2 separate regions of the Homo sapiens genome follow, and region 1 is linked to region 2. A link is an interaction called in ENCODE POLR2A ChIA-PET data of the cell type or tissue named here. Cell type or tissue: GM12878. All regions are shown on one strand.

The links. Peaks named below come from ENCODE experiments on the same cell type or tissue, not always from the same donor. Only the 100,000 strongest peaks of a DNase experiment are listed, where the experiment ranks them.
Region 1: POLR2A ChIA-PET joins it to region 2 with 6 read pairs; 4 of 35 experiments call an interaction of 5 or more read pairs at or near these places.

The regions. Positions count from the first base shown.
Region 1 is chr5:154,255,412-154,259,411 of GRCh38, forward strand. All of the region lies in intron 1 of GALNT10 (polypeptide N-acetylgalactosaminyltransferase 10), which reads left to right. Among named protein-coding and RNA genes, the nearest start is that of GALNT10, 67 kb to the left of the region's middle. In GM12878, no CTCF peak of the experiment used is centred here; no DNase peak of the experiment used is centred here.
Region 2 is chr5:154,383,734-154,387,733 of GRCh38, forward strand. GALNT10 (polypeptide N-acetylgalactosaminyltransferase 10) reads left to right here. Exons shown (of 12, transcript NM_198321.4): 7 at 2,580-2,697. Among named protein-coding and RNA genes, the nearest start is that of MIR1294, 39 kb to the left of the region's middle. RefSeq lists an enhancer at 1,122-1,271. In GM12878, no CTCF peak of the experiment used is centred here; DNase peaks (open chromatin) are centred at 938 and 1,593; H3K27ac peaks cover 2,241 bases.

The sequences.
Region 1 (4,000 bases), 130 kb before region 2:
CTGCCACAAGCATAGGACAGAGATGTGATATCATGAGGTCATGTATTGGTTGCACCTGATAGAACTTTTTATAGGTTAAAAAAATGTTTTCACAGACATTATCTCTACTGTTGGTCAACACTCCTTGACCTAAGCAGCTCAATGGTTATACTCCTTATTTTATAGTAGGGTCACTGAGACCCAGAGGGGCATATTGATTTGTACAAGGTCACAGAGCAAGAAAATGATAAAGCAGGGTTTCCTCCCTCCAGGTCTAGTATGTCTTCCACTTTCCCACACTTTCCCACGCTGGTGGCTGGCTGGAAACCAAGTTTTTCTCTCAAGGAGTAGGCAAAGGGCATTAAAATGAGAGCTGGGAGGTTACTAAGGGGTAGGCCTTGTCAGTATCACAAAACCTAACCTTACCCTGCAGGAAGCCTCCCTTCCCTCCCCTCCCCTCCCCTCCCCTCTCCTCCTCTCCCCTGCCTTCCCTTCTTCCTCTCTCTCTTCTTCTAAATAACAGTCTTATTGAGATATGATTCACATTTCAGTGTTTTTTAGTTTATCATAGACTTGTGCATCCATTACCAGTGAAGTATAACTCTCTTAAGTAACCATATAACTGCCTCTAGAGTGGGGAGGTTGACAGAGGAGAAGCCTGGTTATGGCTCCCTGAGCTCCCAGATCTTCCTTCTCAAGGTAGACAAAAACAGATCCTTACAGGGCTTTGGGTATGCCACTTGAATGAGTGACACTGCCTATTTAAGAGACTGGAAGGTGGATGAGTTGGAGAACATGCCCACCATCCCCGGGGTCATCTCTGCCAACTTAGCTCCTGCCAACTGCTGTCATGCAGGAATACAGGGCTTGGCTTGCCAGGGCTTCTGGTTTTTTGACAGAAACTGGACATTTGGATTTTTTAAGAGAACTTTCTGGATTTTTAAACAGAGGCTGTTGTTTTTGTTTTTTTTTTTTTAATATTGTGTGTGGTCCCTTATAGATGGATGACCTTAGACCTGCAGTTTGAGACTTTTTTTCATTATTTGATTTCTCTCATTCAGTTTCATCTGTTTTCATTCATTTCACTCATTCATTTATTATTTCATATCACTAGGGAGTGGAATTTTTTAGGTGTGTCACAGGAGCCAGCTTTTAAAAACCTAATACTGGATAATTCCCCTGAAGATCCATAAGATGAATACAATTGTGTTCTTCAATATTAGGAGTAGGCAATTCTGTAAAAGAGAGAGGGCTTGTGATGAAGATATAGTCAAATGTTTGGTTCACATATTCTTCAAACACTGTCACAGTGTTTGGGTGAGATGGTTTGATTTTCCCCCTTGTTCCAGAGTCAATGGCTGATGTTTTTGATGTTAGTCCTTCTATACAGGCTTCAACAGATGTCTCCCCAAATTCAGATGCTCTCCCAACAGTGCATGCACACCCCATCTCCTCCCATCTTATCATGTACCCCAGCAAAGAAAAGAAAGGATTCTTTTGATTGGGCAGTGCTGAGCTGTTTCATCCATTAACTCTTTGGTTTTCATACCAAACCTGTGAAGTTGTCACCTTTATTTTCAAGGTGTAGAAACAGGCTCGGCCAGGCATTACAGGTGGCTCATTCCTGTAATCCCAGGACTTTAGGAGGCCAAGGTGGGAGGATTGCTTGAAGCCAGGAGTTTGAGACCAGTTGGGGCACCATAGCAAGACCCCGTCTCCAAAAAAATAAAAAATAAATGAAAATAAACTGAGACTCAGGTTAAGCAATTGCCCAAAGCTACTTATCTAGCCAGTTGCAAAGTCCAACTGAGACTCAGGTTTAGCAGTTCCCCAAAGCTACTTATCTAGCCAGTTGCAGAGTCCATTTTGAAATTGGCTTGCTGACATTGAAACCAGTGTGCCTTTTACTCCTTTATACCTTCATGTCTTTGTGACTATACTTTCACCTGACCAAAGCTGCCTCACCCTGGATCTTAAAGTTGAGTTTTAGAGATTAGAAAAACCCACTTCATCTCTGCCTTCCTGTGTTTTCCATTTTTAAACGACATTTGTCTTAGGACTCTTTCAATTGCAAGTGACAGAAACTTGTCTCAAAGTGGCCTAAGTGGAAAAGGGAATTTATTGGCTTCTGTAACTGAAAAGATGGCACGTGCCTATAATCCCAGCTACTGGGGAGGCTGAGGCAGGAGAATCAATCGCTTGAACCAGGGAGTCAGAGGTTGCAGTGAGCCGAGATCGCACCACTGCACTCCAGCTTGGCAACAGAGTGAGACTCCGTTTTAAAAAAAAAAAAAAAGAGAAAAGGAAAGGGCAAGCTTTATTTTCCCATGCATGACTAATATATGTACAATATAGATTTCCTAGGGTCTTAACATAGCTTCCTGGTAAAGCAATGTTACATTTATCTGACATCATTAGGGAGTGAGGTTTTTCTTGATGAGTAGATTTTGCAGATATGTTTGTGCTATTAAGATTTAAATCTGTTTTTAAAAATCTTTCTTGAAACACTTCTTTGCACTACCAGAATACGCTGTTACAATACATAAATTAACATTTTCTGAGCCTTTTTGCATCATGCTTCTAGAAGTTAAGGTATATGTCAGCAGGTACAAAAATCTACAGAATAAATACGGCATTTCTTTTCAGGAGAAGAAGGAAGAAAGGAGTTAGGAAGGACTGTAATTTTTATATAAAAATAAACATGAGTATGTTATGAAATAGAGTGCAAAATTCTTAGGGATTTTTGAGATGAAGCCTGAATTGATTCAGGCTACTATCAATATGCCACCTTTCCCTCCTCTCCCATACCTTTCTCTATGTCCATGAGCCTTTAGAGAAAAGTAGACCCAGAATGTACTGAGAGCCTGTGTCTCCAAACTACAGTGCTTTTTTTCTTATTCAGTGTCTATTGTCTTGAGCAGTTCTCCATCACTGCTTATTCCTTACATTATGCTAGGGAATAATTGGGCATTGCCGGGGAAACCAGATAGTCAAACTTTTTTAAATGAATAACATTAAAATCCACACACATATACCTAAATCAGTAGACTTGGCAAGACAAGAGTTCTGTCCTTTTTCTATAAAATAAGTTCAAGGCTGTGTGACTTGTCTAGTGAGGACTCACACTGGGAAGAGATTGGTGAAGTCTTTGGGATTCTGATCACAGATAAATGGAGTATCCACTGGCCTGGTCACTGATTCTAGCCTGTGACCCTTGTCACTTACACGGATGTGGGCTTTCTATGCTTCTTGACACTAGTGCAGAATGATCAGCCTGTTCATCACTGTAAATGATTCTTATTTCCTGCTCTTTGGACTTTTCCTCCAGGCAGGTGCAGGGTATTATGGCCTGGCTATTCATGACTATTTGAAACTCATGGCTTTGATCATGAGGTTGAATTGCTTTTGGTCCCCACTGAGGCCTGCCTTTGCCATATTTAAAGGCCAATCCAAACAAAAGTCCAATTGTGTTTCTCATGAATGGTGATTAAAGTGTTTTTAGTTACAGAAACTTTTTTAAAAAAAAACTCTTAATTTGAAATAATTTTAGATTTACAAAAAAAGTTGCAAAAATAATTCTTTGTACCCTTTACCCAGCTTCCCCTAATGTTAACATCCTACATAAGCATAGTTTAATTATCTAGACTATGAAATTATTGAAACAATATTATTAACTTATATACCGATTTTATTTGAATATCAGCAGTTTTTCCCATTGATGCCTTTTTTATTTCTTTTTCTTAAAACACATTCAACCCATTACATTTAGTTCTGGGATCTCTTTAGTTTCCTTCAACCTGTGACATCTCCTCAGTCTTTTGTTTTTCATGACGTTGGCACTTTGGAAAACAGTAGCCAATTATTTTGCAGAATATCCCCCAGTTTGGCTTTGTCTGATGTTCTCTCATGATTAATTTGACACATTTAGGCAAGAATAACACAGAAGTGAGATGTTTACCTTCTCCTTGCATCATATCAGGGCATAGTCCTGACATCTTATTATGGGTGATATAACTTTGAT
Region 2 (4,000 bases):
GATTTGTGGCTCCAGCCAAAAAAAACCAGGACCCCCTCAATCTCCAGAAGACAAAGGGGAGCCAATACTAATAACACCTTATTTTCTTATAGTACTGGGTACTTTTAGAAATATTCTAGCTGTATTAATCCATTCTCACACTGCTATAAAGAACTGCCTGAGACTGGGTAATTTATAAAGAAAAGAAGTTCAACTGACTCACAGTTCCACATGGCTGGGGAGGCCTCAAGAAACTTACAGTCATGGCAGAGGGGGAAGCAAACACATCCTTCTTCACAAGGCGGCAGGAGAGAGAAGTGCTGAGCAAAGAGGAAAAAGCCCCTTATAAAACCATCAGATCTCATGAGAACTCACTCACTATCATGAGAACAGCAGCATGGGGGTAACTGCCCCCATGATTCCATTACCTCCCACCAGGTCTCTCCTATGACACCTGGGGATTACGGTAACTACAGTTCAAGATAAGATTTGGGTGGGGACGTAGCCAACCGTATCACTAGCAACGTGGGATAGGAAGTATAGCTATCACTCCATTGTTTAGATGGGGAATAGGGCTCAAAGAGGTTAAATCAGCACTGTCCAATATAATACAAGCTGCATATGTGATATTATTTTCTAAGGTAAAGAGAAACAGGTAAAATTCATCTTAATAATGTATCTTATTTAAACCAGTATACCTCAAATATTATCGTTTTAACATGTAACCAACACTTTAAAATTATTAATGAGTTCTTTCATACTCTTTTCATCCTAAGTCTTGGAAATCTGGTGTGTATCTCACACTCACAGCACATGTCAGTTCATACCAGTCACATTTTAAGTGCAGAGTCATCACCTGTGGCCAGTGGCTTCCTTCCTGGGTAGCACAGGGTTAATGGTTAAACGCTGCATCTCAGGTCACACAGCAGGTTAAGGAAAGCAGAAATGAGAGTGAGGGTTCCGAATTTCTCACGCCCTGTTCTTTGCATGCATCACCTGCTTCTCGAGTGTTCCTGCCTGCCTGGAGGCAGTATATTGTGGTGGCGAGGGGTGTGAACTGTGGCTTAGATTAGAGATTCACATCCCAGCAGTGCTGCTTTTTAGCCATGGGGCCTTGAGCAAGTTCCCTGTCTGCACTCCAGTTTTACATGTGTAAAATGGTGATGATAATGAGGCCTGCCACATGAGGTCGAGGTGAAGAGTAAATTCATTTTATTAATAAATTAGCTCCGTACAGCACCCGGCATATTCAAGCCCTCAGTAAATATTCAGGGGCTCCCCTTTTAAAGGAGTCCTGCCTGTGCTGTAAAGGCTCATCTGCTACTGGAAGGAGGAGCTGCTTGGGCAGCTTTTGGGTTGACTAAGAGCTTATTCGATCAGCCTACTTCCCATGAGCTTGCACTTCCAGGGACCAGGAGGGGGAATGGAGGTTGCTGCTGGAATGTTTGGATTTGAGGGTTTGGAGTTTTCCAGTGCATCCAGACAAGGATGCAGCCACTCTGATAGCTTTTCACACAGCAAACGCTGGTTGGCCCCTACCAGGTGCCAGTCTTGTGCGAGATACCCTGGGGGACGCTGACAGTCAGCAGCATGACGTTTCCTCACTTAGCACGGTGCCAGGCGGACTTCCTGTTCCCGTGGGTACTGCATGATTTGTCGTCTCTGTGTCCTTGCTGACGTTTTATCCTCCCCTCAGTGCCTTTCCCTCTCCCAAATTTCCTCTTGTCCAAACCCACTTAAATGCCACCTCCCCTGAGCCTCATTCCTTGACCCTTGCCCCAGCCATCCTCCTTACCCCAAAAGCTGGAAACAGACACACTCCTTTCAGATTCCTGTAATGCTGTCTCTACCTCCCGGAGTCCCTTATGCACCCTCTGTCTTGAGGGGGCTGCCCCACTACACCAACATCTCCTGAAGGACTCTCATTGACCTCGAGATTCTTCCAGCACCTCCCTCACAACTGGCATGGGATGAACAAACTCATTAGAGAATGAATGAATGGAGTTAATCTTATCTCCCAGTTTAACTGAAAAGACAGAGACAGTGGCTTCTTCTGTAAACACCACAGCAGAACAAACGTCCATGCTGGCCTACTGAGTAATAGTTGTCAAAGGAGCATGTTCAAAAACACAGAGCCCTAGGCTGCCTCCCGCAAGGATTGTTTCAGCAGGTCTGAGGTGGGGCCCAGCGAGCTGTATATTTTTTCATCTCTCTAAGAGATTCTACAACACAGACAGGCTTGGAGAGACCCCCAACTTGGACCATTTAACTAGTGAGAGGACTAACATGTACATATTTATGATGCAGCTACAGGGCCCATGTGGACAAAGTACTGTGATTTCATTTCACAAGTACTCTTAGGTGTTAATTGTGTAAAGGAACTTCGGGTCCCATTTGGTTAAAATGTAGCTCTTATGAAAGGAAGTTGTAGGAAAGAAAGGGGGATGCCTGGAAGGGCCTTGGATTCCCTGGAAGACACTTGGACTGTGTTCAGGGAGCAGCATGGAACACCGCCGCTGGGGGAATGGCATTATCGGGCCACATGAGAGCATGTGGCCAGGACATCTGCACCTTCACACCATGTTCTTCTTCTCTGACAGGTCTCCCGTGATGGCCGGTGGACTGTTCGCCGTGGATCGGAAGTGGTTCTGGGAACTCGGCGGGTATGACCCAGGCTTGGAGATCTGGGGAGGGGAGCAGTATGAAATCTCCTTCAAGGTGAGCCAGCTCTCCAGACGCCCCGTTCTTGGCACAGCCTCCTGAGTGCCTGTCCCAGTAGGTGTCTCAGCTTCTGCCTGAGCTTGGAAAGACTGGAGGCCTCAGGGTTCTGTAGCCCTTCTGCCCATCAGGTGAAGAAGACAGGGGCTCATGGGCCACTCTTTGTTGTGGGGTGGGGGGGTGTGGGAGGGAAGGGGAGTACTCTCCAGCTGCCAAAGGCTGGTCCTCACCACAGCTCTGACTGGCATTTGCCTTGTGTCTTCTTAAGATGTTGGAATAAGGTCTTGCTTCTACTCAGATGGCAGGTCTGAGATTGAGATGTCCAGCAAATAAGCAGTGGGCCAGAGAAGCTAGGAAGGCCAAACAGGATACGTAGGCCTAGAGGAGTCCTCTCAGTCACCCCAAGTTTTCCCTTTGTACCTGTTGCTCTAGGAGTTTGACAAAGACCAGTGAGCATAAGCTCCAGTTGTAAAGTTACAAAGGCCTGGATTCAGATCCCAGCTCCATCATCAGGAGCTATCTGACTTTGGGCAAGTTAGATCACCCCCCCGAGCTTTCTTTCCTCATCTGAAATAAGGGAATAATAATACTACCTAGCTTACAGAGCTATCGTGAAGATTAAATGAGATCATGTCTAGAAAGTGCTTAGCATACAACCTGGGAACATGACCAGCAATTAATAATTGGTAGAAATTGTTAAAGTTTCGGTGAGTAAATATTTACTGTAACCTACTTGACCAGCCTATGGACTCTGGAAGCTTTCTGACAGTAGTGGTAAAGGAGTTACTAGTTAACTAATAACTAATTAAGCACCCAAACTTCCAAGGCTACATTCTCCACTTTATTTGTGGGAGTCTGTCTTGTTCTCAAGTGAAAGCTTGGACCTTCTGAGGGGAGGGTTAGCTTGTCCCATGCCCTTGTGGCCTGTCAGAGTCAGCTTCTAACAGCTTAGACCCCTGGCTAAGGCATATCCCCAGCCCACAAGGGACAGATAGCACCATTACTGATCTGACCCCTGTGAACACACAACTCTGATGCCCCCTCATCGGGCCTCAACTTTCAGTGCAAAGGACCATTGTCAGGCACAGTGAATTAAGGCTTTGGTATTGGTGCCAGAGTGCCACGATCAGATCCTAGCTCTGCCGTGTCCTGCCAGCTGTGTGATCTTGGGCAAGGAATCCTCACCTCACTGAGCCTTGGTTTCTACTTCCATAAAGTGGGTTTAATGAAACGTTAATCCTCACAGAGTTGTTGAGAGGATTAAGTGAGACCATGCTTATTAGGTGCTTCTTAATAAATTATC